4 separate regions of the Homo sapiens genome follow, and regions 1, 2 and 4 are each linked to region 3. Evidence: chromatin loops called from intact Hi-C (ENCODE). Cell type or tissue: CD4-positive, alpha-beta T cell. All regions are shown on one strand. Region 1 has its middle 90 kb from the start of PAPOLA. Region 2 overlaps PAPOLA (poly(A) polymerase alpha). Region 3 holds the start of LINC02299 (long intergenic non-protein coding RNA 2299). Region 4 overlaps ATG2B (autophagy related 2B).

What was found. Peaks named below come from ENCODE experiments on the same cell type or tissue, not always from the same donor. Only the 100,000 strongest peaks of a DNase experiment are listed, where the experiment ranks them.
Region 1: a loop joins it to region 3, with 2.3 times the contacts of the local background. A loop is called at or near these places in 36 of 110 quality-filtered maps.
Region 2: a loop joins it to region 3, with 11 times the contacts of the local background. A loop is called at or near these places in 69 of 110 quality-filtered maps.
Region 4: a loop joins it to region 3, with 7 times the contacts of the local background. A loop is called at or near these places in 3 of 110 quality-filtered maps.

The regions. Positions count from the first base shown.
Region 1 is chr14:96,588,745-96,596,744 of GRCh38, reverse strand. No RefSeq gene overlaps it. Among named protein-coding and RNA genes, the nearest start is that of PAPOLA, 90 kb to the right of the region's middle. RefSeq lists a silencer at 3,935-4,114. In CD4-positive, alpha-beta T cell, no CTCF peak of the experiment used is centred here; a DNase peak (open chromatin) is centred at 3,984; H3K4me3 peaks cover 1,206 bases.
Region 2 is chr14:96,563,026-96,571,025 of GRCh38, reverse strand. PAPOLA (poly(A) polymerase alpha) reads right to left here. Exons shown (of 22, transcript NM_032632.5): 22 at 3,910-6,071. The coding sequence ends at 5,976. Among named protein-coding and RNA genes, the nearest start is that of PAPOLA, 65 kb to the right of the region's middle. In CD4-positive, alpha-beta T cell, a CTCF peak has its summit at 3,563 (motif pointing left); a DNase peak (open chromatin) is centred at 3,545.
Region 3 is chr14:96,738,344-96,746,343 of GRCh38, reverse strand. It overlaps LINC02299 (long intergenic non-protein coding RNA 2299), which reads right to left and starts at 5,153. Exons shown (of 4, transcript NR_146552.1): 1 at 5,133-5,153; 2 at 2,075-2,183. RefSeq lists a silencer at 4,602-4,651 and an enhancer at 4,987-5,487. In CD4-positive, alpha-beta T cell, CTCF peaks have their summits at 4,551 and 4,754 (motif pointing right); a DNase peak (open chromatin) is centred at 4,763; H3K4me3 peaks cover 441 bases; H3K27me3 peaks cover 2,328 bases.
Region 4 is chr14:96,292,334-96,300,333 of GRCh38, reverse strand. ATG2B (autophagy related 2B) reads left to right here. Exons shown (of 42, transcript NM_018036.7): 35 at 4,774-4,852; 36 at 5,167-5,374. Among named protein-coding and RNA genes, the nearest start is that of BDKRB1-AS1, 28 kb to the right of the region's middle. In CD4-positive, alpha-beta T cell, CTCF peaks have their summits at 3,121 (motif pointing left) and 3,349; a DNase peak (open chromatin) is centred at 3,093.

The sequences.
Region 1 (8,000 bases), 150 kb after region 3:
AAGTGTGTCATGAGCATACATGCTAAGCATTCTGAATCACGATCTTGTTTAATCTTCCCAGCAACCTGAGGAAAAGTTGTTCTCCCATTTTGCAAATGAGAAGAATGGACCTCAAGGAAGTAACTGGTCCGCAGGAGTGGAGTTGGAATTGAAGCTTAGGTTGGTGGGCCCTGGAGGCCACACTCTTCCCACGACACGTCATGCACCCAGATGTGTGAGGGAGCTGGTGGAAGGCACAGTGACTGGAAGCATTTTGGTGAAACTACAGTCCTCAGTATCTATGCTTCCCACACGCACAGATTCAACCAACCGCAAGTCAAAAATGTTTGAAAAAAAATAAAAATACAACAATAATGGCCGGGCGTGGTGGCTCACATCTGTAATTTCAGCAGTTTGGGAGGCTGAGGCAGGAGGATTACTTGAGCCCAGGAGTTCAAGACCAGCCTGGGCAACATGGTGAAACCCTATCTCTACAAAAATACAAAAATTAGTCAGGCATGATGACAAGCGCCTGTATTCCCAGCTACTTGGGAGGTTGAAGTAGAAGGATCGCTTGGGCCCAGGATGTCAAGGCTGCAGTGAGCCGAGATGGTGCCACTGCACTCCAGCCTGGGTGATAGAGTGAGACCTTGTCTCCTTGTCTCCAAAAACAACAAAAAACAAACAAAAAAATACAATAAGAAATACACGTTTTTAAAAACTACACAGAATAACAACTATTTACATAGCATTTACAGTGTATTAGGTATTATAAGCAATCTACAGATGATTTAAAGTATATGGGAGATGTGTGTAGGTTACATTCAAATGCTATTATTTTATTTTATTTTTTAAGAGACAGGGACTTGCTTTGTCACTCAGGCTGGAGTGCAGTGGCAGTCACAGCTCACTGCAGCCTCAAACTCCTGGGCCCAAGTGATCTTTTCACCTCAACCTCATGAGAAGCTGGGACTACAGGTGCACACCGCTGCACTGGGCTAATTTTTTTTTTTTTTTTTTTTTTTAGAGGTGGAGTCTTGCTATGTTGCACAGGCTGATCTTGAACTGGCCTCAAGTGATTCTCGCAAAATGCTGGGATTACAGGTATGAGCCACCGCACCTGACCCACATTTTATATTGTCTGATCATCCACGGAGTTGGTGTCCAAGAGATTCCTGGAACCAATCCCCCACAAATACCATGGGACCACTGTACTGACTACACTGGTCAATGACCCTAAAACATTTCTCATGTGACTAGTACATGGATATTAACTATTTGGTACCCTTTGTTACTGATGTACAGCATATGAAATATCTGTGGTGGTCTCTTTAGTCAGACTGATGTTTTAGTTTAGTTTTGATTCTTAATGAACGTGTATAAATCTATTGACATCAATAAATTGTTTCACTTGTGATCTTACAGGTTCTTCATCCACAAATTCTCTCACAAGAGGCTTTTAAGAACAAAACTATCACCACCAAGGAGAGGAGAGAGAGTTGATACAGCCAAGGATAACAAATTTCATCTTTCTGCACCAACTCCCATAGGTCAGCAGCAACTTCCTGAAGTCCCGCGTGCAAAGGGACCTTTGGGCCCAGCAGCTGTGATCTGTCAGCAATGCCTGCTCCAAGCACGGGAGGGAAAAGAGGCAGTTTTTCCGGCAGGTACTTGTCAGCTTCTGGAAAAGCAAAGATAGACAGAGGCCAGGCCCTCCAGCTACAAAAATGAGTATTCTTTTGGGGGCTGTGACGAGACTCAAATGTCCTCAGCTAAGAAGAAGCTGGACTTCTCCCACCCCGGAGTCCCTGGGCACCTTGTTAGCTAGGGTGGCTCTGGCCATTGATGAGAGAAGGCCAGGAGGATTAAGACCAAGATTTGAACCTTGGACAGCCAGGAAGTTGGCATCACTGTCACCAGAAGTCAGCAGGCCACCTTGTGCTGGATAAGGTGGGCTCCACCACAGTCCCTGCTTGAGGAAGGTCATGGCCACTTCTGTCCCGACCTCAGGGGCTCACTGGATGGTTTAGTTCAAGGGTGGTCTCAAATGGGCCACCTTTGCTCTTCTTGCAAATGTGGCAGATGTTGAAAGCAGCACTTTCCTTTAATTTTCACAAGAAAACACTCACGTAAGACCTTTCTGTGTGGGATTATTACTGAAGTCTGGGGTTACAGGGGATCCCACTGCGCAATGAAGCAGCTTAAGGGTCCTGTGGTGGTCTCCCGAATGCTCACGAATCCACCGTCCTCCCGGAATGGGACTAGAGTGAAGCCCACTTGCCTTGGGTGCAGAATTTAAGAGCAGCCAGAATTCAAGATAAATAATGTTAATGCAAAAAGTAATGGGGAAAAAAATCCACGATGAACAAAAAATCAAAATTTTATTTTATTTATTATCATTTTTTTTTGAGATGGAGTCTCGCTCTGTCACCCAGGCTGGAGTGCAGTGGCGCCATCTCGGCTCACTGCAAGCTCCACCTCCCGGGTTCACACCATTCTCCTGCCTCAGCCTCCGGAGTAGCTGGGACTACAGGCTCCCGCCACCACGTCCGGCTAATTTTTTTGTACTTTTAGTACAGACGGCGTTTCACCGTGTTAGCCAGGATGGTCTCGATCTCCTGACCTCGTGATCCACCCGCCTCGGCCTCCCAAAGTGCTGGGATTACAGGCTTGAGCCACCGCGCGCCGCCAAAAATTTTAAATAAAGACAGAATCAACTATGCCGTTCCATATTGGACCCTGAGGCAAAAGGAGATATCCATGAAACAGATCCTGTCTTTACTTGAAATGTTGATAGTTCGTTCATCATGGATTCCTTTTGTTAATTTTGAGTTTTAAAATATGGCATTAAAATACGATTTCCCTTGATGATTGCGATTTTTGGTGCCCCTTCAATTCTGTGCCCAGGCCAGTGCCTCATTCTCCTCACCCCTGCTCTGCTCTGCCCCTCTTGGCCTCTGCTCCCAGCCTCATAAGAGCATTAAAAATGTCTTCCTCCAGTTTTCCCAGGGCACCTCAACCCTTCCCCGCCCCTACTCCCAAATACAGCACCCCATCTCCCAAGACCTGCCACTTTGAAATTGCTCTTGGCAGAGGATGCCTCAATGCAGACAGTCAGGTGAAGGCCACATGCAGGGACAGGAATGAGTCCACGAGGGGGTTTTCCCCAGTTGGGGGCTTCCTCACATGGAGGGGCTGTCTTTCAGCTACTCGGACCCCACAGGACAGCCCCCAGAGCCAGGAGGAGGCTACAAAGGCGGATCCAGGTAAGGTGTCCTAGGAATTGGGAGGATAAAAATAGTGGTCACTAGACATGAAATCAGATCCACACAGACACAGAGTGCACTGTGAAAGGGGGTCCCTTCTCTGGAGTCCAGGCCCTCCTCTGGGTCGTGAATATTCTCCAGCTCTGGCTGGCATCCAGGGAGGTGGGGGTGCCCCCTGGGCAGGATGCTGCTGGGTCCGAGGCTGGCCTGGAGGATGAAGGGGGGAGGATGAAGCCATTCTCGCCCTTACCTCTGGAGCTAGGCGGACTCCCCATGGCTCCCACCGGCCCCTCTGCTCTTTCTGCTCCACCCTCCGTGTCCAGGGGAGCCCGATAGAGCACGCGGGAAAAGCCGGGTGTCTACGCTTCCGCGACTTAGGCTGCAGAGATAAGAGAAGGTCAGGCTCTGGGAGGACGCGAGGCCGTCCAGGAATGGCAGGGAGGCCCGCTGGGGCCTGACTTTGGTCCTAATGGACCAAAGCTTCGACGGAGCAAGGCCGGGTGTCCGTGGTGGCACCTCTCATCAGTGGACGCTGGCGAATGACTATGGAAACAACATTCAACAGCAGTGTTTTCTATGCCAGGTACACAACCGCCTTGGCGTGGGTTGATAACCATGCCTATCTCACCGCGTGGCACTGAGCCGACCGCACACCCAGGGCCCCGGTCTCCAGGGCTCGCTTACTCGCTTACTGCGTGAAGCATCCATCCCCGCAGGAGCCGGAGCAGGAACAGGGCTGGGCCCTGGGGCGCGCGCATGCGCAGGCCGTGCTCCAGGAAGGGCGGGGCACTGAGCCGAGGGCCGGCGCGGGGCGGAGGGCAGGGGGTGGTCGCACTCTCCAGGGCACCTGTGCGGTGACTGAGAACCGACCCGGCAATCCGCGGGCCCGGGCGGGGGGAGTCCTGTCTCTGCCGCTGACCAGGTGCGTGACCTTGGGCAAGTCACTGAACCTGCAGGTGCCTCCGTTTTCTCGTCTGGAAAATGAGGGTCCTAGAGTCGCCCATCTCATAAGTCGTCGTAGCTCCGGGTATAACTTAGGCCGGTGGCAGGCACGGATGCGGACTCTCTGTGCGGCAGCGCTGAGCATTCCGGTGGGCGCCTAGGAAGGGCTATTCTTATTCTGCTTCCTACCTAGTCTCAGCAAGATGAGACCCAAAAGTATTTCTCCACCACCCAGTACTTATGTTGCTTTCCTCCATTAAAATCACGACTTTGTGTAATTTGACAGGATACCTTGCATGTACGCCTTCTCACTTGACTGTCACATGAGCCTTTTGAGATGGATAAATTTTAGGATTCTTCCCATTTTCCAGATAAGGAAACTGAGGCTCAGAGATCTAGTGGCCAGCCTGAGGTCCCACAGCTAGAAAGTAAGGAAGCTGGCCAGGCGCGGTAGCTCACGACTGTAATCCCAGCACTTTGGGAGGCCAAGGCGGGTGGATCACCAGAGGTAGGGAGTTCGAGATCAGCCTGGCCAACATGGTGAAACCCCGTCTCTACTAAATATACAAAATTAGCGGGGTGTGGTAGCGGGCGCCTGTAATCCCTGCTACTCGGGAGGCTGAGGCAGAAGAATTGCTTGAACCCAGGAAGCAGAGATTGCAGTGACCTGGGATCGCGCCACTGCGCTCCAGCCTGAGAGACAGAGTGAGACTCGGTCTCCAAAAAATTAAAATAAATAAAATAAATAAAATAAAATAAAATAAAATAAAATAAAATAAAATAAAAATAAAATAAGGAAGCCAAGACTGAAACCCAAGTCTTCAGATTCCAAAGCTGGGGTGCTGCTGGCTCGTTCTGAAAGCAAGCATGATGGCCATCCTTTCTAGACATATCAGCGGTGTAAGTTCACACTGAAATTGCCCTGCATAATTAAGGATTTTCTATTATTGGGGAGAGTGTGACAATACAGTAATATTACAGTTATACTTTGAAAAAGAACCCTCTCCCTTTAGAGAGACACACTACAATCTTCCCAAATGAAAGGATACGATGTCTGGTGCCCATTTGTTTTTAAATAATGGGGTGCGGGTGCACAGATTAAGCAAAACTGGCCATAAAAATTGTTGGAAATGGGTGATGAGCACATGAGTTCATCACATGAGTCTGTCTACTCTTAGCACATGTTTAAAGTTTCCATAATAACAATAAAAATAAATCAAGTTTTCTCAAAACTTCTTAAGCTGAAGCACACCTGTGTTGCTGGAAGAACTCAATCCCAAGATCTGTTTTCCAGCAACTGAGAACCGACCCCACAGTCTACAAGCCTAGGGGGAGTCTTGTCTCTGCTGCTGACCAGCTGTGTGACCTTTGGCAAGTCACTCAAACTGCAAGTGACTCTGTTTCCTCATCTGAAAATGAGGATTATAGGGGTGCCCACCTCAGAGGGAATGAGACCCCTGGGACTGGATGCTGGGTCCTTGAAAGCCACTGAGCTAGGAGTCCCACACCCAGGGCCTGCAGGGCCAGGCAGGCAGTGTCACTGAGAGGAGTGACAGGTAGGGACGGTGACAAGTGGAAATGTTCCCTCCAGCCTAATGGTGTGAAGGGGCCACATATTCTTCTTCAAGAAAGGTGGTGAGCTAGCTCTTGACCTGACATTTCCTGGTTTCTAAAGGTTGGCAACCAATTCAAATGTAGCTGTGAACCAATTGCCTATATGTGACCAATTTGCCTCCTGGAGCCCGGGCTAGCCCTTCTCCTTTCCCCCACACCCTTTGGAGAAGAAAGAACCAAAGCCCAGAGTGAGGAAAAACTCCCAAAGTCTCACAGCGAGTCAGATCCAGCCCTAGCACAAGACACGCGTCTCCCCTCCCCTGGCCCACTCCTGGTTTCATATTTCAGTAGTTGGAGGACCTTTCCCAAAGAAGAGACCATGCAGAGACAGAACAAAGAGCAAGCACCAGATGACAATGTCTAGGAGAATGTCAGTTCTGCTTCTGAACCCAAATGAGTGAATATGCCCCAACGAAGGCAAGTGGGGGCGAGGTTAAGCGGGGGAGGGGGAGGCCACTACTGTAGACCTTAAGATCAAACATTTGGGCCAAATGAGTTTTACTTATTACTTGGCTAGGTGGGTTTACTGAGCAAGTTATTTAACCAGGCATGACCTCTGTTTTCCCATCTGTAAAATGGGAGCATACACACAGCTTGCCCTTTTCTGTTTTATGCAACAGTATAAAAGCTCAAAGCTTCTTACAAATTGTGGCGATCTCCTCAGAGCCTGCGGCCTTGGGCAAGCAAGGGGCCACTCCAGTGTATCACTGTTATCACTACTAAGCACTATTATCAAAACAAAAATGGAAGAAGAACCAGTGCCGAGAACTCATGGATCTAAATGGCTGAGCTCTGGAATCTCTCTCTTTTCAGAAAGCAGCGTCTTAGGTGAAGGAAAGAGCATCGAAGATTGGAAAGCAACAAAGACTACGCCCTCATAGTTCTCATCACAAGGCAGAGACAAGCTCATGGGGAGAAGATGCGTATACACAACATTCCTCTTGGAGCTTTTCTGAGTTAGATAATGACATTTCTAACCCAGTGCCAACAGTGTTTGAAACATCACCCAGAACCAGCGACATGGCAAGAATATGGAGCTACAGAAATAAAATATGCTGAGCATAGAGAGGGGAGGGCAGGGAAAGCAGAGAGAAAATCTCAGATCCAGAGGAGGAAAAGCCACCTGTGACCCTGAAGAATGCTGGACTCTGCAACCGGCTCAAGCTGCTGAAGACAGATCCAGCTCTTGCTCGCCCAGACAGTAGTCTCCCCAACACCCCAGAAACAGAGCTGCAAGCTGGCCTGTGGGAACCAACAGCCCTCTTGCAGCTGCCTTCTGAGCTGGGTTTTCACTTCTGCAAGATAGGAATAATGAGCTCCACCTTATGAGATTCTTGTAAGGGTTAAGAAGATGACTGTGGACAACAGGAATTTTTAGAGACTCAGTTCTTTATTTGCCCAAGATCACGCAGTGTCCAGGCTAGGACCAGATCCAGGCCTATGGGTTCTGGTTCCCAGCCTTGTGTTTGTTCGCTAGGCCACCCTGCTCTAAGTGGCCTAACACCCTGTCACTTTATTAATCTACCAGGACAGAAGTCACAGTCTGGTGGTGTGAGAGACCATTTTGGTCTCCACGGCGTTTCAATTTTTATTTTGTTGCTGGCATTTTTTGTTAAGTGGGAAATTACACATAAAAGCACAGATTTGCAGCTTCCCTTGAGAAATTATAACCTCTGCAAATGCTGGGCCTGGTTCCCACATGGAGACAGCTGGCTGGCCTGAGAAGTAGCTGCCTCCCGGGGGCAGGTCCCGGGCCCTCAGCATCTTCCTCCAGGCCTGCTTCATCCACTTCCTTCCCTCTCAACCCGCGTATGCACTTGGATGTGGGACACACGGCTTTTTAGAGGGAAAGCCCTTGGCTTGCCTAGAAGCAGCCAGGGGACCTCTCAACACCAGAGCCAGTGAAAATTGCAAAGCATCCCTCGAAATGCGTCCACGGCGATTAGCAGGCTGGAGATGTGATTTATGAAGAAGAATGAACACAGGAAATGTGCCGACCTTGGCTGAACAGTGACGTGGGCAGAGATGCGCCCCATTCACGGCCTCAGGAAGGAGCCGAGTTGTTAGAGAAAAGCCCAGGGGGGCAACTCAGGGAAACAGAACTGAGCCGGGGAAATTTTCAGCTGAATTATCAGGAAACTACCCCTGGAATTGTGAACGCCTGGGCAAAATGGAGGTGTCGATGCAGAGAGGGAGGGG
Region 2 (8,000 bases), 180 kb after region 3:
CAATAAGTATGGCTAAAATGTCTAATATCCCATAACCAATGCTTATTGAAGCCAATGCTTATTCTTGAGGCAGGCTTTGTATGAAAACTGTAGTAATACTTTTAAAACTTGTACTATTTTACTATAAAAGCCAAATTAGGATGAACTGAGTGCTTTAAATAATTTTCAAAAATAATTATTTTACAGTTGGAAAGTGTGTGTTGTATATGCAGAGATTTGTCCTGAGCATCTCAAGAACTTAAGGAAAAAAATGGTAATGTGAAGTAAGCCAAAGCGACAGAGAGAGAGGTAGTAGCCTAATAGTGCAGTAAAGTTCCCCTAACAGTCTTGGCACAGTGTCCAGGCATGGTCGGTTCTCAGCTGGGGGCAACTTTCTTGGCTGTGAAGGCAGATCATGCCCTCTGTCACTCATGGGGAGCAGTTCTGCCCAACTGTCTCTTTTCGACAACTTTATCATCAATCTCTTTATTAACAGCTCCACTGCAGTCAGAAAACGCAAACAAGGACCAATTCTCATGCCAGATTTCTGGAAATCACATAGCACCAGGCATCACACAGTGTGAAAGTTTCTAAGGAGGGTGCTATGCCAAGAGAGAGACAGCATCCACAAGGAAGAGCACAAAGTTGGGACATTTTACGTTTTTACACACACACACACACACACACACACACACACACAATTTCTGATGCCTAAAACTGAAAAGAACCCCAAAACTCACATATGTGTGTATGTATGGGGATTGAGAGGGGCACGGTAGTGAGACAGAGATCACCTTACTCCCCAGAAATAACTTTGTTATTTTGCACTTCCAGAAGTCTTTGGGCAAAAACAGTATTATACCAAAAAAAAAAAGTTTTAACTATTTTAGGACTACATGACATTATTAGAAAACACACAAGACTGAGATAAATGTCTCCAATGAGCTGGAAAAAAAAAAAAACCATAAAACTGAAATGTTTGAATTATTCAAAATATATATTTTCAGCATGAAATCTGTTGGATCAAAAAATAACATCCTACAAATTAATTAAAGGAAATACTTCTAAAAAGCTTGTGAAGTATTTTTAAGAGACTTTAAGAGACTTAAAGATAATTTTTTAAAAATCAGGTCATAATCATATCACTAATAAAAACCATCCAGGTTATGTGAAAAATGAGGATACCATCTACACCGTTTCAAATATTGTGATGTGTGGTAATTAAAAGAGGTGAGACTTTATCATTTAACTACTAGTAACATTAAAACCAGCCCAAGACTAAAACCTACCATAACAAACCCGTTGACTTGTTTGAGAAACAAACTGACAAAAAGAGTATTATTCAATGACTACTGAGGAAGACTCTACAATTTTAAGACTGATAATACATAACTGAATTTATACTGTTGCAAAATTTTGCATTTTGCTATAGTATGTCTTAATGCTCTGACACCTGTGCTCAGGTGAAAAGGGAACGGTGCTGCTTAGACCAAGTGGGCAGTGCCGAGTTCAAGTCCAGGGTGAATCAGCTCTCTAGCGTCCAGACTCTATTTATTCCAAAATGAAAAACAAAACCAGCACACCCTTGGGCTTTCCCTAGTCAATTCTGCAACCCAGTAAGAGGGAGTGTGGAGGGCTGAGCATAAATCCATTCTCACCATTAAAAAATTAAAACAACATATAACAAACAAGAACTCTAACCTAGTGGCACAAAGCATTATTCTGTACCTTAGAAGTATCAAAGCAAAAAATATAATCCTTTGATACACACACACACGCTCTCACTCTCTGTCTCTCTCGCTCACTCTTCTGGTTCTTTACTTGAATAGACACATTTCCCACCTTACTGGTGGAATTTAAAGATACCCAGACCAGAGGAAAAAGTGACTGCACTCTTATTTATATTAAAGTATGAATACTTTGAAAGTTAACATTTTAAACAGCAGATAAACTCTAAAAACTCAACAAAAACTGTGCCCTTTGTAGGTGTGACTCTTAGCTGGATTAAAATAGAAAAAACATTAAAAGATAATTGCAGAAAAAAGCACAATAACTAAAATCACAACCTTTCACACAAATGTAAAGTTTCTGAAATGTGAACTTAAGCCTAGTCTTAATTCTACCCTTTTAAGGAAAGGCCTGTGAATTGGGAAGGGATGAAGAAAGAAAAAAATGTACTTAAAATTCCATCCCTTTCAACAGAATACTTGTGTGGTTTGATCAGCTGTAATGATGTTCCCAGAATATTGAGACAAAAGCATGTCTCCAAAGAAGAAAAGAAGTTGAAATGATTTCCCAAGTATATAAAATCACATCTAGAATGAAGTACAATCACTTCTGAAACACATGGCTCAAAAACATTGAGGCCATCTTCCTTATTTGGTGCTAATAAAAGCTATGTAAAATTTAACAAGAATTTTTAAATTGATAAGAAAAAAGAAGAATGAATTGATTCTATGAGAAATAGATATTAAACAGACCACTGGTTTCTATATGACTGAAGGTCATATTTATTACAGAACATAATATTTCATTTACCAAAGTCAGGTCTGAGTGAAGACAGCATCCATTTGTGATACTGGTTTGAAGAAAAGCTAACAAGCAAAATAATGTGGAGAAATAAAAATCAAATCAAAACATACAATTCAGGCTAAAAACCAACTAATTTTCCTTGTACTAGTCATTTTTATTAGAATAAAAACAGGTAAAAGTATATCCAAAGGATTGCTCAGTGCTGCTTCAGGTAAACAGTTTTATAATTTAAGTGCACTAACAGTATTTCTGGGACTCAATCTACAAGTTTGTATACATTAATGATTTATCTGTTCATATATCCATTACGACTTGGAGCTGCTGATCATTTATTGCCACCTTGAATGCAGCCAGAATTAATACTATGCAGAGCTCTAAAACATTTTTCTGTGTGGTGGGAAAAAAACCTGTTAATTAGAAAAATAAAAACTTTATTCTAGAATATACCCACAGCCACAAAACACAACTTTCCATTATAATTTTACTAATTCAGCAAGATGCATGAAAATGCCAAGAGGCCACGTGGATGATAAAACTCAGAAACTGTGATATACAAACTGCATCTAGATGACTATCAAAGTAGAGGAAGTACAGCCAGTTCAATTCTTTTAGTGTTAACAAGGGAGATAAGGGTAATTCCTACAATATTTTCCCTTTTACTGAACAGTCTCAGAAGTTAAATTTTGCTTTTACTAAAAAGTTATCCCACAATGCAGCCACATTCCCATTTTCATATATAGGGAAGGTTACATTAGAATTTTAGAAATGATATATGAACAACTGCATGTCCCTCAGAATAATGGCTTTGACACAAAGAGTCCATCCCTCCACCCAAAACACAAGATAACCATACCCAAGAGCTGACCATCACAAAATACACAGAGCAGCTCGCTCCTGCACCATGAGTTAAGTATCAATGCTGAGCATCTGGGGGGTTAAGAAAAGCAATATCTGATTTGCATTTAGTAAAATAAGAAACATAGAATCCTGTTGGTTGTGGTCTGTAATTCTAAATTCACTGAAAAACAACAGTGCCACCTGCTGACATTAAAGTGCTAAATGCTTTGAAAAGGACAGTACACTGTCCACAGGCATAGAATAAATATACAGATAACGTATGGTGTCTACAGACACAGAACACTTTAGAGGACGGAAGAGCTAAAATTGAATTAATAGTAACTATATTAATGTTTTCCTCCCTAAAGATCAATTATATGAAAAACAAACACCTAATTATTATCTGAGCTATAAATACAAGGCTGCTGCCAATGGCTGAAGTTAACCAGAAACAAATCTTTTCTAATGTAACCAAATTCTTTTGCAAATCCTCACTTAGAATCATACTATAAACTTATGATTACTGGAAAAAAGTAGTAGTCAAAAGAAATCAGGCAACTGTGAGATTGTGCTGTTTTTTTTTTATTGTGTTTTCAATGGAGAAATACATCATCTGTTTACAAAATAGCTCTTGAAAAATACAAGGAGTACAGATACTATAAAACAAAGCAAACTCCAGTCATGAGACACTACATACATCATGCGAAAGCAACAGTCTGATCTCCAGGTTATGAAAACTATAATTAAAAAGTCACTACACAGAAAAGGTCCAAGTTTCCAGCTTGGCAAAACTTGGGTGCAGTTACATGAAACGTTTAATAAACTGAATTGTTTTCCCCAATGTGTAAACAAAATGACAAGACTAAATCTGTGCCTGGTAATTTCAATCTAACTCTGAAGCTACACAAAACACACAGACACCTTGTACATTTCACCTGTTAGTATGACCATCTTTTTTCTTCGGTGGTGGAAGGAAGGGCAAGGTGACTGTGTAAAGCAAAGATGTGGGAAGTAGAAATATTGTTTACTAGACATTATAAAGTCATGGTGAAAAGAAAGCTTCGATTAATGCATAGCCTAAGGGGGAAAAGACTACACTCCAACTTCAGAAAATTAATTTAGAAGGATAGGGGAAGAGATTAAGTAATTGCAGTTTAACATGAAAAATGCACATGTGATAGAATGGAGCACAATGGAGGATTCATAAAACATGCTCATCAGAAAAATCTGTTAAGTCGACTTTGTCCAGATTCAGAAAGAGTAAGTTTATCAACATCTGGCATCCCTCATACTTTGTGAAGATAGATCTTCTACTGCTTAATTATGAGAAATTATTTTATTCAAAGAAAGGAGCTCTTAATCTTTTGATAAAACAAAATAAAGGAGTAGAGAGCTGACTAGATGTCAAGTGCTTGCTAGAAATGATTTTTAAAATGCTTCTACACGTAAAATGTACTGACAAATTTTGGTAAACCATTTAAAAATAAGAATTAGTTTTAAAATCTTGGAGAAAATGCCTTTTTGCCCACATTTAAAACTGAAAATCAATTTTACTATAGATAGGAGTTCTGTGGAGTGTACAAAATTCCTTTTAGAGATCAAATGGCCATCCCAGATAGATATCATGTTTCACAGGCATTACTTTTAGTCACCCTCAAGTTTCAGCCATGGGACCAAAATTTAGTGTTCTGTGCCATGTGGTCACAGGGTCATTGGTTTCACATCATGGCTTAAGAAAATACTGGCATTTTGTTTCTTACGAAGTAAGTCCTACCTTGTGCATACAAGCAAAAAGAAAAAGGAAGAAAACAGGGGAGGGAAAGGCGCAAGAAGCTTTTTTTGTTTGTTTGTTTTGAAGACAACAGATTGAAGGCAAAAGAACACAGAGCTTTCACAAGCTCAAAGAAAAATATTTGCTGGCTGATCGCTGATTTGTATGCACTATAAAACAATTCCATAAATAAAACCAATATATCATTTCTTAATCATGACCCTATCAAAACCAAGTTATTTCCTAACTATTCTTTCAATGTCAAATGTACCCTAGAGTTGACGTTTCATTTTTAAGGGTTACAGCTACCTCATAGGAACTGAACTAGATGTACTCTTACCCTTTCTCTGAAGTATAACAGTACACCACTGCACAACAGTATCCAATTTGAAGACTAATGGTAAAGAAAATTCTTCAGGAAAAACTGAAAATCCATCAAGCTGAAAATCTAAAATTAGTTCTACTTTCTAATGAAAAATACATAAAAGTGCATCATCAGAATAAGTAATTCTTATGCCAGTTTGTATTGCAAATTTTCCAAACAATGCATCAAACATAAACCCAATCCAGATGTCAATTATGAATACAAATATAGCTTGAGGTTGTTTTTTTTAAAGGCAGTAATTTTTGAAATAGTTAATGCAACTGTTGCTAACACAATAATAATAGTACTCCTGGCTTCACATACTAACCTGGACTTCCGATCAAGTGCTGATTAGCCCAGTAAGGGAGGTCACCAAAAAACCCAAATCCATTTCAGTCATGTCTAGTCTTGTACCCTCCATTCTCCTTTTTTAGCATTTGAAGACAACAGGTTGAGTTGGCAGATATTGTTTATGGACCCCTGAGGTTGTTTTTACCGATTCAATCTCAGTTTTATTGAATTCTTGATAACAGGAATAGGATTTGCAGGGAGAGCAGGGATATCAGAAAGGTCTGTACTGGATGTTTTCTGAGAATGAAAGCAAAGAACACAACATTGTTCAAAGCACCATAATTTAACAATGAGATGTATTTTCCATTGCTTTACTTCCTAAGAAACCTTCTAAGAAGAAAAGTATTACAAATTTAAAAACTCTATAATGTTGTCAAAATGGAATGTAAATATGCCTATCACATTATTTGTTCAACAAATAATGTGTTCAACAAAGGAATTTTCAAATAGGTATATTTTAATAATATTTTAAAAACTCCTAAGTAATTTCAAATAGTTTTTAAAATTGTTCCTCTAAGAATCACCTATCATATAATGCTTAAGTTACTGCTAAACTGTATTCACTTATTACAACACTAATAGCTGTAATATTAACTAGTATTGGAGCACCCCCAAGTGGGAGAATACTCAAAGCTCATTTTATATACAGAAGCAGCAGTAAATTTATTATTTTCTGACACTGTAAATTAAACAAATATATACAGCTAAGCAATAATTTAATCATCCTAAATTTTAGGTAGATTATTTTCATATTAATTAGATTAAATCACAAGCGTTCTTTAACACTAAAAAAATACAGAGATGGATCTTTAAAAGTTTTATTATGGAAAATTCCAAACATACACAAAGTAGAGAGCACTGTATAATGCATCCCCATGTATTCATTACCCAGCTTCATCAATTATCAAATCAAAGCCACTGTCCTCCCACTTTCAATTCACCTTGTGTTATTCTGAAGCAAATCCTAGAGATCTTATCATTTCATCTATAAATATTTCCAGATTTATCTCAAAACAATAAGAACTCTTTATTAGGTATAGCCACAATATTATCACCTCCCCAGAAATAAGTACGCCCCTAACATTACCAAAGATAGGAATGAATTTTTTTTTAAATCAACATAATCATTCTTCTTACATAACTGGGTGATTTTTCTCTCTATGGCTCTATGAATCCTTTCATTAGAAAGAAAATTCTACTCACTCATAAAAATATCTAAAAGGCAAATACCCATGGGTACTAATTACTATAGGGATAAATTCAGTAAGACAAAACTATGAAAATAAGTCCCGAGAGTATGTGGCAAACCAAAAAACATGCAATCACAATCACAGGACAGTTTAAGACTGATAAACAAGTTTGTCCACGTATCAATATTAAGCATACTTCCTGATGTTAGTTACTCCCCCTAAAGTTTTATTAGATTATGGAAAAGGTATTTCAGAAACTAAACATAATATTTATATATCTTTAGAGTCAATAAAAGTTAACATCTAGCAAAAGCACATGTTTAAATGATCACGTTAAAATAACTCGGAGCTGCACAGGAGCAGCAAAATATCATCATAGTACATAGTATCATATCAGTACAGCAGCAGTTGTTATCTCAGTTACTTTGTAGACATTAACCAGTTTTATCATCTATTAAAGAATATATCTACTTTGTGTCAGAATTTGAGCTAGATGTTAGGGTTCATTCATGTGAAAGGATTCAAGAAAAAAATTATTCAACAAAATGAAGGTTCACAAATCAATGAAAAAAGATTCCAGATGCCTACTGTATTCTGTATGTGAGGGTCTGTCACAAGTAGAATTGCTAGGACAAATGAAAACATAATTCTGAAGAGCTATGGGCTATATTAAATAACTAACTGAAATCAGTAGTGGAAAAATAAGGCAGAAATACATTTTTAAAATAAAAATATATTAGCCTTTGCAAAAGAAATCCACGAAGAATGTTTTTTAGTTCATTCCTAGTTTTAATTTCACTTTTGACCTACAAATAAAACCTACATATGAACCCTGTGTAAATGACTAGTGAGAATTTAAATGATTTGCAGTATCAAATAATATATTAATATAAGGGGATGGGTTAACATCGAAACAGTCCCAGAGAACGGTTCCGTCAAATCCAGGGCCCTGCCTTAAAACTACAATAAATACGTT
Region 3 (8,000 bases):
TTTAAAGCACTCCTATATGTCACGTGACCCTTCCAATATCCCCACGAGGTGGACAGGAAAGGGATTGTTATGCCTGTGTAACATGCAAGGACACTGACTCACAGAGGGGCCAGATTCAATGTCACACAGCTGGTAACAGGCAGAGCAAGATTCCAACTTAGGGCCCCAGATACAGGCTCCCAGTTGCACACTCTTTCCACCATGCTGTCTTTATTTATTCCATACCTACTTATTGATTGCCTACTATGGGCTAGGCCCTGGGGATTCAGCACTTCACAGGTCACAGGAGCTACCTATTCTCAAAAGATTATAAAACTAATGGAGGAAGCAGACATAAAACTGCAGCGTGAGAGTCCAGTGAGAACTGGAAGCCCTGGGAGCCACAGGATCCCAGTCCAAGAGCCCAACCTGACACTGGGAAGCCAGGTGAATAAAGCAGAGCCAGGATGGGGGTGAGCAAGGCTGGAGGAGACACTCAGTCTGTGGGGAATGCAAGTCCTGGCCCTGTGACTCATGGATACACTGGAAAATATTTAATGACTGGCTCTGGGGGGAAACAGACGTGATGTGTAGTGTCTGCCCACTCCCCTGGTGTAAACGCTGCCATTTAATGACTGGCTCTGGGGGGAAACAGACCTGATGTGTAGTGTTTGCCCATTCCCATGGTGTAAATGCTTCCATAGCTGCTGATGTCAAGCTACCAATGTTAAGTCACTGCAGGTTGGGAAGAGATGCAAACATGTGCTCCTGCAAGCTGGTGCAAGCTGGTGCCAGCCAGTGGAGGCCGACTCCAGCATGCCACTGAAGTGACATCTAGAGCAAGGCCTGAAGGGCTCATCACAGGGTGGACACAAAAGATGGATTTGAGTTTGAGTGAGACCAGAGGCAAAACTGAGGACAGGTTTTTACAGAGCTGTGCTGTCCAATACTGTACTCACTAACCATATGTGGCTATTTGGTTTAGATTAAAATGTATTACAATTAAAAATTCAGTAGTTTGGTGGCACTAGACACATTTCAGATGCTCAGTGGTTACATGTGGCTAGTGGCAATCACATTGGACAGCACACGTTTTAGAACATTTCCATCCTCATTGAATGTTCTATTAGCTAGCACTGTAGGGAAGGAGGGAGGCAGGATGAATTTCTAGCAAGAGAAGAGAAGCTGTGACATGGAAGATGAAGGGTCAGCTAAAATAAGCTTCCTCAATGTCCCAATTTCACCAAGGATCAGCCTCAAATGAAGGATGGGTTGAATGAATGAAAGTTAAGATGTTGAGCTCCTCTACTGTGCTGAGCCTTTTTTTCCTTTTCTTTTCTGTTCTGTTCTGTTCTCTTCTCTTCTCTTTCTTTCTCTCTCTCTCTCTTCTTTCTTTCTTTCGTTCATTAGCTTGTTCTTTCTTTCTTTCGTTTTTGGTCAGGGTCTCACTCTGTCACCCAGGCTGGAGTGCAGTGGCATAATCTTGGCTCACTGCAGCCTCGACCTCCTGGGCTCAAGCCATCCTCCCACCTCTGCCTCCCAAAGTGTTGGGACTACAGGTGTGAGCCACCACACCTGGCCCTGTAGTGAGACCCTTGCTGGGTGATCTGCTCCCTGCCCTTGAGGAATTTACAGCCCTGGTACACAGTAGGTGCTCAATACATGTGTCAAGGCATTTTGGACCATCTTGGGGACAGTGCTCCATGGAGCACGCTTTGGGATGCACCTGTCCAAACACAGCCCTGTGTGAGCAGGTGAAGCCCAGGGCTGCAACTACTGCTCAGGTGCTCAGGTGCTGGCCCACAGATCATCCGGCTTGGGCTAAGACACCCATCGGGAAGTAGCTTTCTCTCCAGTGAGACTGTACTGTGTATGTTCCTTGTTTCATCAGCACACAGGAGCATGGTGATGACCACAGATACACAGTGCTCGGGTCAGTTGCTGAGGAAACCAAGCCCGTGTTTAACAGCTAAGGCAGCAGCAAGCCTTTGGTGGAGCCCAGCACAGCCCCACCTCATGGAGTGGAAGCCGGATTGGAATCTAGCTACACTTTTCTCCAAAACCCATGCTCCGTCCCTACCCCCCACACACTCACCTCTTGATCACTTTCATATCACAGCCCCTGCTCATCCGAGAACCTCGTTTCCTTCCCAGAAGTCCTCCTTACTTCTCTTCCCACAGAGCCCGTGTCGCTTTCACAGCCACTTTAAAAAGGAAAAACAAAGGTGACTTTTATTCTATTCTAAAAGTAAAATCTCACTCTTTCAAGAAAATTAGAAGGCAAAAGAGAAGTGGAAGGATAAAGGAGGAAAAACTTTGCCCATAGTTCCAACCATACAAAGACAGGCACTGTGCGGGTATTTTCTGTGTAACTTTTACTTTGTGGAGCATCTTTTTCGTGATCATGCTGTGGATTCAGCTTTGAATCCTGCTTTTTGTCTCAGCACGCGATCACCTGCACTCCCAGGTTACTGTACTCTTACCAACATGGTTCTCCACGGCAGCATCAATTTTAAGTGGCGGGTGGACCCTGGTTTACTCAAATCGTCATCCACTTTTGTTGGACATCTAGGTTATTTCCAATTTCTCTTTCAAGTATGGCAGCTTGGTTTACTTCTCCAGCTTTTTCCACGTTTCAGAATCTTTCTTTGGGATAGATTTTCAGCAGTGGAATTACTGGATCAAAAGATATGTGTATCTGGCTGGGCACGGTGGCTCACACCTATAATCCCAGCACTTTGGGAGGCCAAGGCGGGCAGATCACCTGAGGCCAGGAGTTCAAGACCAGTCTGGCCAACATGGCCAAACCCCGTCTCTACTAAAAATATAAAAATTAGCCGGAGGTGGTGGTACATGCCTGTAATCCCAACTACTAGGGAGGCTAAGGCAGGAGAATTGCTTGAACCTAGGAGGCAGATGTTGCAGTGAGTGGAGACCTCACCACTGTACTCCAGCCTGGACAACAGAGAGAGACTCCATCACAAAAAAAAAAAAAAAAAAAATGGTGGGAGTATCTTAAAGTTTCTTAATACAGATTGCCAAATTTCTTTTTACCAATTTATACCCCCAAAGCTCAGGTGTGGTGGCTCACACCTGTAGTCCCAACACTTTGGGAGGCAGAGGTGGGAGGATAGCTTGAGCCCAGGAGGTTGAGGCTGCAGTGAGCCAAGATTATGCCACTGCACATCCTGTCTTCTCTCCTCCCTCACCAGCCTTTGATTTTATTGTAATCTTTCCTCACTCCATAGGTTCATGTACTAACTCATTGTTTTATCTGAATTCCTTTTATTATTTTGGTGATGGAGACTTCTCTCAAATACCAACAACCGTTGAAAAGTTTGGTGGCCACTAAAACTGGACATATCTTTAATAAAATTGTGCCAGGTTCCAAGGCTGCCCGATCGGCAGGGAAGATGCAAGGCTGTCCTGGAAAGTCCAAACTCTGGGAGCTTGTGGAGGATTCTCCGTGACCACGGCCTTCTGGACTCTGGTATCCCATCCCCATCACCATTCCTACACTCACCTAATGCCACCTCTTCAATGAGGACAGTGAATTCCAAATAAACGGCTATTTGTCTGTGTTTATAAAGCAAAGGACAAACAAAAACAAGCCTGGCCTGAGGGGGCTGCAGAAGGCACCTGTCACCCTGCAGACCAGAAGCTCAGGCAGCAAGATCCAGTGGAGACTAATTCCAAGACGCTGGACGGAAAAGAGGTGGCTGGCATTCTAGATGACTATGCTAGAGGCCTGTGGCTCTTCTGTGAAACTCCCTGGGGAACAGGGGGCAGAAAGAATATAAACAGAAATATGAAGTTGGAGGCTGAGAAACAGAAAAGGAGAGAAGAGGCAGGGCCTAGTGGCTCAGGCCTGTAATCCCAGCACTTTGGGAGGCCAAGGCGGGCGGATCAGTTGAGGCCAGGAGTTCCAGACCAGCCTGGCCAACATGGAAAAACCCCGTCTCTACTAAAAATATAAAAATTAGCCGGGCATAGTGGCGGGCACCCGACAGTGAGAGCCGGAATCGCGCCACTGCACTCCAGCCTGGAGGGAGACTCTCTCAAAAAGAGAGAAAGAGAGAGAGAGGGGGAGAGAGAGGGAGGGAGAGGGAGGGAGACAGGTAGGGAGGGGAGAGAGAGAGAGAAGAAAAAGTTACAGGGAAGAAAAAAAGACAAACGGCGAGAATGCTGTAGGATGGGGAAAGGCAGACAGAGCAAAGTGGAAGTCAGAAATTGTGATCCGCTGCTCTAAAATAAATCAAACAGGGAGAAAAGAGAGACTCAGGGGTATGTGGACAGAGAGTAGAATGGGGAGGCACAGGACAAGGGAGTCCCCCAGGCCGGAACAGGCCAGAAAGCCAGAACCTGGTCGAGGGGAGGGGGCGAGCAGAGCGGCGGGGAGCAGACGGGAGAGAGGGTCGCGCCGAGCCGCGAACACCCGAGGAAAGGCAGCCCCGCCGCGCCACTTCCAAGGGTCCGGGCTTGGGCCACTCGCCCCATGCCCAGGGTTCGGGGGCAACACCAGCGGGCGGCCGCAGCCAAGGAAGGGGCTCCCCAAAGTTTGCAATAAAATCACCCACGCCCGCCTCCGTCTCGGAGGGACTTCGTGTAAATGCACGAGCCCAGGCACCCCCTCGGCCCCTCGCCCCCCTCGCCCCCCAGCCTCTGCTGCAGCCCGGGCTGCTTCTCCCGCGGGCGGGTGGTGCTTGGAGGCGGCGGCGGCGTGCGGGCCAGCTCGTGGTAATCCCCGATGCTGACGCTAGAGGGCGCGCAAAGGTTGCTGCGCCGCGCCAGGTCTGCGAGGAGCGGCGGGTAGAAACGCAAAAAGCGTAGGGCCTGCGGGTGTCGGCACCAGCAGTGGGGTGCTAGGGGCTGGACAGTGGGGTGCCGCGGAGCCGGGCAGTGGGGTGCTGGAGGCGCTGGCCCGGATGGCTGATGGGAGGGTGCCATGCAAAGAGGTGTTGCTCACTTTATTTATTTGGAGAGAGGTTGCCCCTGCATTAAATCTTTGCAAGACTGAAACAAGCCGGTGCAAAACTAAATGAGAGACAGGCGGAGGCAGGCAGGGCAGGAGATGCCCCACACCTCGCTCCCTGGGTTATGGAACCCCCAAAACTGCTTTGGGGGAGAAATAGTCTGATCCCACCAGTACTCACCTCTCCACACACACGCACGTCCTTTCAGAATGGGGTTGGGCGGGGGAGGTGGTGAACTTTAAAAGGCTTTTAAAGGAACAACAACAAAAAAAAAAAAGGTTTGCACAAGGCTGAGGTACTTGAAATGATTTTTGTGTTGCAAATTGCTATGCTTTTACTGAGGCGCTGATGAAAATAAATGAAGCTCCTCTCTCTCTTTTTGCTAATAAATGAAATGAAAAAAGCGCCATTATTATGCCACCTGCTTCTAATTCCTAATTGTGGTAACTTAATTCTCAGATTGTTGTTAGCTGCTTAATATCGCAGGCGCACAAGCAAAAATAAAAATATGAGGGCCGTTTGGGTCTTTTTTGGCCAACGAGGTGGAAGGTGCTTGGACTCAGTTTTTTGTTTAGTTTGGTGACAGTTCCCACAGTGAAATGTGTGCACGGTATTGGAAGGGAGAAATCTTTATTCTCTTCAGCATCCCAAGGGGAGCTCAAAAGGAATAAAAAGGCTTCTGAGCTGCTCAAAACCTAAATAAATAGTCCATGAAAAATGATCAGTGACAAGGTCCGTATTTTTTCCATACTGAAATAGAATGGTGCATATTTCCTATAAAAGAAGAAAACATTAATTTTTATAAGCTGGTTCCTAAATGCCTTCTATGAACCTCTGAACCACACAGTTCCCAGCCTGGGCATTGTAGCTGGGTCCCTGGCTGAAAAACCTTTCTTTCGGGTGTGTCACAGATGACAGGTAAACTCCTTCCCAGTCATTATTTCCGGGCCCTCCAGTCTAGGGAGGTGGGGATGGCCATGGGGCGGGGGGCGGTGGGGGGGGGGGGTGCGATGAGACTCTTAAAATTTCTCCCAGGCAAATAGAAATTAGCAGATCTGAATCACAATTCTGTGAAAGTCAAGAGCTATATTTAGCTTCTTCTCTTATTTTCCATTAAAACCAAGTTTTTTTGTTTGTTTTCCCTGGTCTCTCTTATTGTTGGGAAGTTCTGGAGTATCAGACTTGTCAGGAGAGTGTGAGAGAGCCCGAAATAAGTACAAATTTAGGAGAGAAAATGCCATATTTCTCTGGTACAATTATGAAAGGATAGAATATTGCCATACACTGTAACACATTTTTTTTTCTTCTCTAGTTCCAGGCAAACAGCTAAATAAACACATAATAAGCATTTAATCGAGAACAATTTGTCACAATGTTGCTAGTCAACAAGACAGAACTGCCTTCTGTGAAACCGAATAAAATCAACTTAATACTTCATGCCCTGGCCTCCTTGGCCTTTGAGTTTTTCACATGAGATGCGTTTGTCCCTTATGACTGTGAATGAGAGTACCTTGGAAAATGCTGGCTCAATTGCATCCAAGCCAGTTTGGGGCCTGCCGGGGAAAGCAGCCAGACAGACCTTCAATCCCAGTTCAAACTACCCTCTAAGTGTTGCAGTGACACATGGCAATGTCCTGTTGACCATAAAATCCCGTTCTAGCAGACGAGAACACTGTCCAGCTCTAAGCAGAAGGGCAGCCCGCTCGAGCAGACCGCGAGATGCTGCCCAGTCCAAAACGTGAGCAAAGTTCACAGGGGAGAGAACGCAGCGCAGCCGCCCCGAGTCAGCCCTGAAGCAAGAAAAACCAAAAGAAAACACTTGTGAATGAAACTTAAAGCTCTCAATGGAGCTGGAGCAGCAGGTGCTGTTTAAATAACCAAAATAAGGTTGCAAGCAACAGATCCTATGTTTGCTGGGTTCTTTCCTATGCTGCATGACATTAGAAAGGGAGTGTGTAAAAATATAAGGCTACATCTGCAGGCAGAGCTAGGCTGATGGTGAGGAGACGCAGCAAATGAACCCCAAATTCAGGAAAATATGCAAAAGGTTTGCTCTTTAAATTCTACAGGAAAACAGAAAGTGGAAAATATGTGTGTCTGGGTTGTAGTGAGGAGGGATAGATGAAACATAGAATGCTAATGTGTCTCATGATCAACCGAGAGTATCTTATTTACATCTTAAGCTATTTGTTGCTGATTTTCCATGCAACTGTTTTGTACTGGAATTCTCAAAGCTGAACCAGAAGCATTTAAATGACCCTGTACGTTTGCTGTGTGTCTTCTAGAAGGTGTAGACACACACACGCGCGCACACACACACACACACAGCCGGTCCCACATCTATGTGCATAAGCCGCATATACTCCCCCTTATCTCTACAAATCTCTGCCATCTCTATATTCCCAAACACAGGAGAATCTATGTATTTATTTCTCTCTTGAACTCGACTATGCAACACAAGTCAACACTCTTAAATGTCATCTTTTAATACCTCATGTAAAAGGCAAACTTTTCCTAACATGCTTTTCTCCAATCCTATTTAATGAACTCCCCTGAACACTGCATGTACCCAATTTCATCTGTAGAGGTAAGGCATAATATTAAAAAAATTTTTTTTTGGTATTAAAAAATGAAAGGAAAAAAGCAGGGGAAATATTTTGAAAGTCAATTAAAATTTTGTGTACGTTTTCATTTTTTAATGATAAATTAAGTTACTAATTTTGTCCGTGCTCTTTGTAGACACTGCAGGTTTAATTGCTAATTGTTAACTGCGAATGAATACATTTGCATATTAATTAGCTCCCAATTTACATTTTTAATTTGCTTCCTTCAAAAGGTGCAAGATAAAAGGTCGTGTTATTTTAAATAATTTATGCTTTATTGCATGAAATACGCTAATATGAAATGTGCCTACTAATTTTAACCCCTTTTCTAAGAAGGAAAATGAATACCATTAAAAGGGGAAGGCAGAACTGGTGGTGTTTTGAAAAACAACATTATGCTACGTTGTACCTCAGCAGCAGAACTGCTTTTTCCTGCAGTCTCCTT
Region 4 (8,000 bases), 450 kb after region 3:
TGCCCAGACTGGTCTTGAACTCCTGGGCTCAAGTAATCCTCCCACCTTGGCCTCCCAAAGTGCTGGGATGATAGGCATAAGCCACTGTGCCCACCCTAATTTTCTTTAATAGACTTTTAAATTTAATATTGAACACAATTTCTTATTTAGAACTATAAAGCATTATGATTTTAAAGTGGAGAGTTATTAATCTTAGAACCATCAGGGAAATAAATTTTATGACTACCTTGAGGAAGAATGAGAAATAATTCATTAAGACATAAAAGCTAGGAAAACAAAGCCACACCACAAATATGTAAGCGTTAATGAGGTATATCACCTGACACAAAAATTCTTTTCAGTTCGCCTCTTTTAAGATTGCTATACCATATTTTGGGATAGTAAATGGTCGTCTGAGTAGAAAATCAAATATTTTTGTTTATTTTTTCTTGTGAAAACAAATCAGTTGGTGAATGATAATGCTTTGAGTATTATTTTTCTAACCGAGCACATCCCCACTTATTCTTCTTAATTGAATCATGTTAAGTATGAAAGCAACACATTATTCTTTCATGTTTTTGAAAAAGCTGCATTGCCATTGAAGGTAAGTGCAACTGCTTCCAAAGCTCAGTGTTCCCTTAGGGCAGGCAGTAAGCATTGCAGATGGAATGAGTTCCATCTGGTGGATAAGTGGATGATGGAGGTCATACAGCTAGGCAGTTTGAGATTCAAAATAGGAAGGGGGCCGGATTTCCTGACTCTGCTAGCCTATTATCCATTTTAGTTTTGTACTGCCTGGAACTCTGCCGGGAAAGCGTATCAATTCATTCAAGACCATTTGGTGAATGCCTGCCTTGTCCCAAGTTTTATATTAGGATGCTGGGGATACAAAGATGAATAAGACATCTCTATCTTCAAGGATCTCTTTATAGAAGACTGACATAAAAGAGATAGTTTTAATGTGCTGTGGTGAGTACAAGTGATACAGATAGGCATGGGATGGTATGCCTGACCAGAAGATGGCTCTTAACCTAGACTGGGAGTTTGGAAGGGTGAGGGATGCTCAGGAAAGGCTTTCTGGAGGTGGTGACATTCAAGGTGGGCCTTAAGGAGTGCAGTGGAGCTAGGCAGGTGAAGATTTTTGTAAAGATACCAAAAGCCTTACTCTGATTGTGGACTGGGACTGGGAGACCATTCTGCTAAGGAAGATAAGTAAGTGCTCAACCAGGCTCTATAGGATGAACATGGAGCAGCACCAGTTTGCACAATTGTGTTTTTCATCATTATTGCTTCATTGCTTGAGTATGACATTAAAAGGAATTCTTTTAACACTGTAAGTCATAGTGCAGTATTAATATCCTTTATCATAGGATCTTCAAACTAGACATTTTACAGTCAAAGTTTAGCATAAACAATTTTTTAAAGTTTAAAAACATTGATTGCACTGAGGTATAATTTACATACACTAAAATGCACAGCTTTTAAGTGTTCAATGGAGGTTTCACAGATTTACACACTTGAGTAGCTACTACCCCAGTTGAGATATAGAACATTTTCCTTACCGTGAAGACGTCACTCATGTCCCTTTGTAGTTCATCTTCACCATCCCAAAGTGACTACTGACTGATCTTTTGGTCACCATAGATTAGTTTTTTCCTGTTCTGCAACTTCATGTAAATGGAATTGTACTTGGCTTCCTGTACTTAGCGTTAAGTCTTTGAGATCCATCTATGTTGTAGCATGTATCCACAGTGATGTTTATTGCTGAGTAGGATTTTGCTGTGGATATACCACGGTTTATCTGTTTACCTGCTGGTTCACACTGAGGTTGTTCCATGGTTTTGGCTCTTAGGAATAAAGCTGTTAGGAAATTTATGTAGAAGTCTTTTTATGGGCATACGTTTTCACTTCTCTTGGTTGAATAAATACATATATAAGAGTAGAATTTCTGGGTCATAAGATAAGTATATGTTGAGCTCTCTTAAGAAGCTGCCAAACAATTCTTCACAGTGGCTGTTGCATTGCATATTCCCACCAATAGCCATGAGAGCTGCAGCTGCTTCATAGCCTTGCCAAACTTGGTATTGTCGTTCTTAAAATTTTAGCTGGGATGCTTTGTGTACACTGTGGTTTTAAATTGGATTTCCCTGGTAACAGGTGATGCTGAGCATCTTTTTATGTGCTTATTAGCCATTTGTGTATTTTCTTTTGTGTGTCTGAAGTGTCTGTGTCTTGCTAGTTTTAAAATTGGGTTGTTTGGGTCGGGTGCGGGTTACTCATGCCTGTAATCCTACCACTTTGGGAGGCCAAGGCAGGAGGATTGCTTGAGCCTAGAAGTTCAAGATCAGCCTGGGCAACATAGTGAGATCTTGTTTCTACAAAAAATAGAAAAAAAAATAGCCAGGCATGGTGGTGCCTGCCTATATTCCCAGCTATTCAGGAGGCTGAGGTGGGAGGATCGCTTGAACTCAGGAGGTGGAGGCTGCAGTGAGCCATGATCATGCTACTGTACTCCAGTCTGGGTGACAGAGCGAGACCCCCATCTGTAAAATAAAATAAAATAAAATTGAGTTGTTGGTCTTACTGATTTGTAAAGAGTTTAGCATAAATACCAAAATCAAAAAATTTTGAGAACATTTTAAAAAGCTAGTGATTAGTGGCCGGGTGCGGTGGCTCACGCCTGTAATCTCAGCACTTTGGGAGGCCGAGGCGGGTGGATCACGAGGTCAGGGGTTCGAGACTCAGCCTGACCAACATGATGAAACCCCGTCTCTACTAAAAATACAAAAATTAGCTGGGCTTGGTGGCGGGTGCCTGTAATCCCAGCTACTCAGGAGGCTGAGGCAGGAGAATTGCTTGAACCCGGGAGGCAGAGGTTGCAGTGAGCCGAGATCGTGCCACTGCACTCCAGCCTGGGCAACAGAGCGAGACTCTGTCTCAAAACAAAACAAAACAAAACAAAAAAAGCTGGTGATTAGCATCTCTTTATCTGTTGTTTTGTGCATTTGTGGTGAAAAATGAGTAGAAACCATTGTATCTTTAGTCTCCCTTTTTTTTTTTTAAAGAGGAAATTGATACCTGAAAATTTGCTGTTTTTTTGAAGGTAATCATGGAGTCCCACCATTTATGGCATTAAAATATCACCATCTAGTGGCCAAAGAATAGCATTTTATATGCTGTTAAACTGTAAACATGTAATATTTGGTATAATATGAATTATATATATTAAATGTGTATGATGGAAATAATACATAAAATACATACATGAATATATATGTAAAGCATAACAATATAATGAACAATTCATGAACCCACTACCCCGCTTCAGAATCAGAATATTTCCACTACTGACGAAACCACCTGCTTGTGCTGCAGTCCATTGCTTAGTCTCCCATATGCATGTTACCTAGGATATCCTTCTCATTTGCATCATTTGTACTTCTGAGATATGTGATCAGTAGACAGAGCTTTTGGAATTGTCAAACTGTTTTGGCGTGCCACTAAATATTTTGACCCTTCACATTGCATTTTGGCACAGTATTAATGTTTTATATTAGTTTAGGTTTTTTGTTGTTGGGTTTTTTTTTTTTTTTTGAGACAGTGTCTCGCACTGTCGCCTGGGCTGGAGTGCAATGGCGTGATCTCTGCTCACTGCAGCCTCCGCCTCCCAGGTTCAAGTGATTCTCCTGCCTCAGCCTCCTGAGTAGCTGGGATTATAGGCACCTGCCACCACGCCTGGCTAATTTTTTGTGTTTTTAGTAGAGACGGGATTTCACTGTGTTGGCCAGGCTGGTCTTGAACTCCTGACCTCATGATCTGCCCGCCTCAGCCTCCCAAAGTGTTGGGATTACAGATGTGAGCCACTGCACCCGGCCAGTTTAGGATTATGAAAGGAAAGAATAAGATCAGGCTCAGGCATATATACAAATATATCCTCGAAGATATATTTGTCAGTTTGAGTGAGATAGGCAAAACGAAGCTGCCTATAATGGGCAAATATGGCATGTACGTACAAAGTGAAGACAGAGCCATGCAGTTTTTGTTTGTAATTATGTAATTTCAGGAGAGACCATACTGAATGGATTATTTTCATTATTTTGAATATCATGTTCAATGATGAAATGTATTAAGGCAATATAATGTATGAAAAGCAGAAGTTAAGTCATTTGGAACTTTGAAGACACTTAAAAGTGTCCACATGGTGAAACCCGGTCTCTACTGAAAATACCAAAAATTAGCTGGGCATGGTGGCGGGCGCCTGTAGTCCCAGCCACTTGGGAGGCTGAGGCAGGAGAATGGCGTGAACCCAGGAGGCAGAGCTTGCAGTGAGCCGAGATTGTGCCACTGCACTCCAGCCTGGCGACAGAGCGAGACTCCGTCTCAAAAAAAAAAGTGTCCAGCACATGATTGTTGGTAATATCACCACAATGCAGAATGAGAGCCAGGGCCAAGAGTGAGAGTGCTCCATTTCTAAGAAAACTCAAATGTACTTTGATTTAGTCCTTTTTACTTTTGTAATCTTTAACTTCTGTCTCTCAGTTTTCATACCTATAAATTAATTTCCTCATAAAGTTATGAGAATTAAAAGGGAAGTGTGTATCTGTGTGTGTGTGTGTGTGTGTGTGTGGTGGGGGGAAGAATAGGAATAATGACTAGCATGGAGAAAGAATTCAATAAATTGTAGCTATATTTGAACAATGAGTAAAATATATGAGTTTAAGATACTTTGTTTCATAGTTTTAGAAATAGGTGATTCTTTTCTTCCTTAGTTAAAATTACATCTCTTAATTTTAGGATGCTTTGTTCTTCCTGAAGGATTTCTTCACAAGTCTTTCTGCAGAAGTAGAGCTTCAAATGACTCCAGATCCAGAAGGTATTAAATATGTATAGTTGAAAAGACTATACCAAGTACTTGGATTGATTTTAATTGTTATGAGGCTTTTTTGAGAATGTACTTACAATATTTATTCCCACTTACATAAATGTGTTCTGTGTTTATTTTTGTTGATTCGCGAATACTGTTTATATAAAAGTAATAATTTAAAAGGTGAAAGCAAATTTTCTCTGTAACAAGAATCGTATTTTGATTAAATAAAATGTAGAAAAACAAATTAGATCAAGATTGATTTAAATGTTTGCTAAGAAGAAGCATATCTAATTTTTCAAACATGCACATTACATTTTCAGTTAAAAAGTCTCCTGGAGCTGATGTCACCTGCAGTTTGCCAAGGCATTTGAGTACCTCAAAGGAGCCAAATCTGGTTATTTCTTTCTCTGGGCCAAAACAGCCTTCCCAAAATGATAGTGCCAATTCAGTGGAAGTGGTTAATGGCATGGAAGAGAAGAACTTCTCTGCTGAAGAAGCATCTTTTAGGGATCAGCCTGTGTTTTTTAGGTAACTAATTTAGTTTTAATAACAAATGAAGTTATTTTAGACTTTTGAAGATTGTTCTGTGATGTATGTGTGCTGGTAATCATGAGGTTCCGTCAGCTTTTCTTTGCACTGCCAAATCATCAGCTGGTGTATTTATCTGTTTGTGGTCCCCATCTAATTGCACCCCCCTTATTTGCACATAGTAACCTGGTTCCAAATTCGTCTCTCTTTCAATTCTCTGGCAGGAATTTCCTTTTCTTCTAGCTTCTTCCTTCTTTTTCTCTCCTCTGTCCCCTCTTTCCAGCACTGTTATGGTGTGTTTGTACCAGCCCAGCAGGATATCATCCTTTTGCTTTTTTTCCTTTATGTATCTCAACCTGGCTATGCCTGTCTGTCTTTTCCCTTGTGGGGATTTTCTACCTATTTTCTCTGTCTGCCCTTCCCAGTCGTTATGTGTCTTTCCTGACCCTTCCCTCCCTGCTCAGTGGGCACTGTTAAGAGACCCAGGTCCGCTGTGCTGCTGCCGTCGGCTGTGACTGCTGCCCAACGGCTCGGCCAGCTCGAGCACAGCACACTGCAGTTTCCTCATTTACAGACCTGTTTGTTCTTCTCATCTTCTTTCTTTTCCAAAACTGGATGGTAGGGATGGTGGCTTGGCCCTATGGGAAAGAGAAGGGACTGAAGATCAGTGCCCCCTTGTTATGAGGAGCAGTTACATCTTCCCTGATTTTCTGTGCTGCTTTCTCATATGTCCCGGGTTGCTGATTTCTCTCTTTCTCTCTAGGTTCTGAAGTTAGACTTTAGGCATGGGCCAAAGTCAGCAGTATTACTAATTGGAAGGGTTGTCACGTTTTAAATATTTTGCATAGTGATGAAAATAGGTAGAAAAAATGGAATATGATAATTGGAAAGATCTTGGAATAGATGATTCCTGGTGGTTCTAAATCTTTCCACCGCCAAAGAAGGACCTTTTAAAATTAATTTCCTACATTGATCCTTTTATTTTTACAAAAACATGTATCTTAAGTGATAATATGCATTCTTATTTTATTAGTCACATTTATAAACTGCCAATTTGGTTTTTGTAAACATGGGCCTGAAAGCAAAGAATTTTGCCTTTTTTTTTTAGCCCAGAGGAAGTAGGGTTACCCATTTATTTACGTTTAAAAAGTACACAAGCCCTATACTTACTTAGGTAAATGTTTATTTTTTCCATTAGACTATTTAAAATATTGAGAATAGCTTATAGATTTTCATTTGTACTCTCAAAGGCTCCTAATCAGTGCCATAGTCTAAATTACACACCTTACAAATGAGGAAATGAATGCCCAGAGAGATTAGTTGACTTGCTCAAGACCACAGTTCGTGGCCAAGGCACAACTAGAACACAGATTTTCTTATCTCTAATCCAGAAAATCCAGTACAGTTTTTAGTAATGTCATGAGAGCCCCCTTCCTCCAAACATTTATTCATTTTACAAATATTTACTGAGCACTTAACTGTATGCCAGGTTTTGATCTAGGCACAAATGAACAAAGTAGAGAAAATATTTAATTGAGTTTACAAATTGAGATTACAAATAATTAAAATAAATGGTTTGTCCTATTAATATGTGCCATGGAGAAAAAAAAAGTGAGAAAGGAGAGTATTGGAGGGCACTGGCCCGACAGCCAAGTGGAGCTGAGTATTCAGGGGATGGGCGTGACCTGGGGTCTGAGGCTTCTGGTAGTGATTGGTGTAAATATAGCATCTCCATTTTGTTGTAGGCGCAGTGGACTTTGGTGAGATGGCTTAGGATGTAACCACCAACATTAATTCTGTGGGAAAACTGTGTTTCAAGTTCCAAACATTGTTTGCAGCCAACTTTTGGAAGCCAGATCATTTTGTTAGATGTGTACCATCAGTGTACAACCAGCCCTCTATATCTGGAATTCTACATCTGAGATTCAACCAAAATATTAATTAAAAAAGGCAATAAAAATAATACAAATTAAAAATACAAAAATGATTTGCACAGCATTTACATTGTATTAATACTATAAGTAATCTAGAAATGATTTAGAGTATATGAAAGGATATGTGTGGCATATATGCAAATACTATCCCATTTTATATAAGGGACTTGAACATCAAGGGGTTTGGTATCCATAAAGGCCCTGGAAGCAATCCACTTCAGAAACCAAGGGACAACTGTATAATTATAATTTCATTCTCACACCGTTCCCTATATTTGTTTGTCGATAATTCTGTTTACTTAGAATCATTAGTTTCAAGGATTCTCACAAAATTTAACAATGTAGGTGGCATTTTAACAATTTCTGAAGACTGAGCAGCAGAGAGTTCAAGTGACTTGCCCACAGTTGCATGTCATAGATGAACCTGGGGTTCATGCCAGGATTGCTGGCTCTGTTTTACCAGACAGTCAAAATAATTCCTTAGGCCTTCTCTTTATATTTCTTGGTCATGACTATCTGGTTTAATCTTGAAGGTTGCTTTTATTAATTTATTCTTTGAATGAATTGTGAATATATATAAGAATAAATTTTTGTAAGTGTACATTATTTCATAAACTGAGAAAAGGTTTTTATTACATTTTATGTTAGTATTATTTTTATTTTCCTACACTATATAGACGTAACTAAGAAAA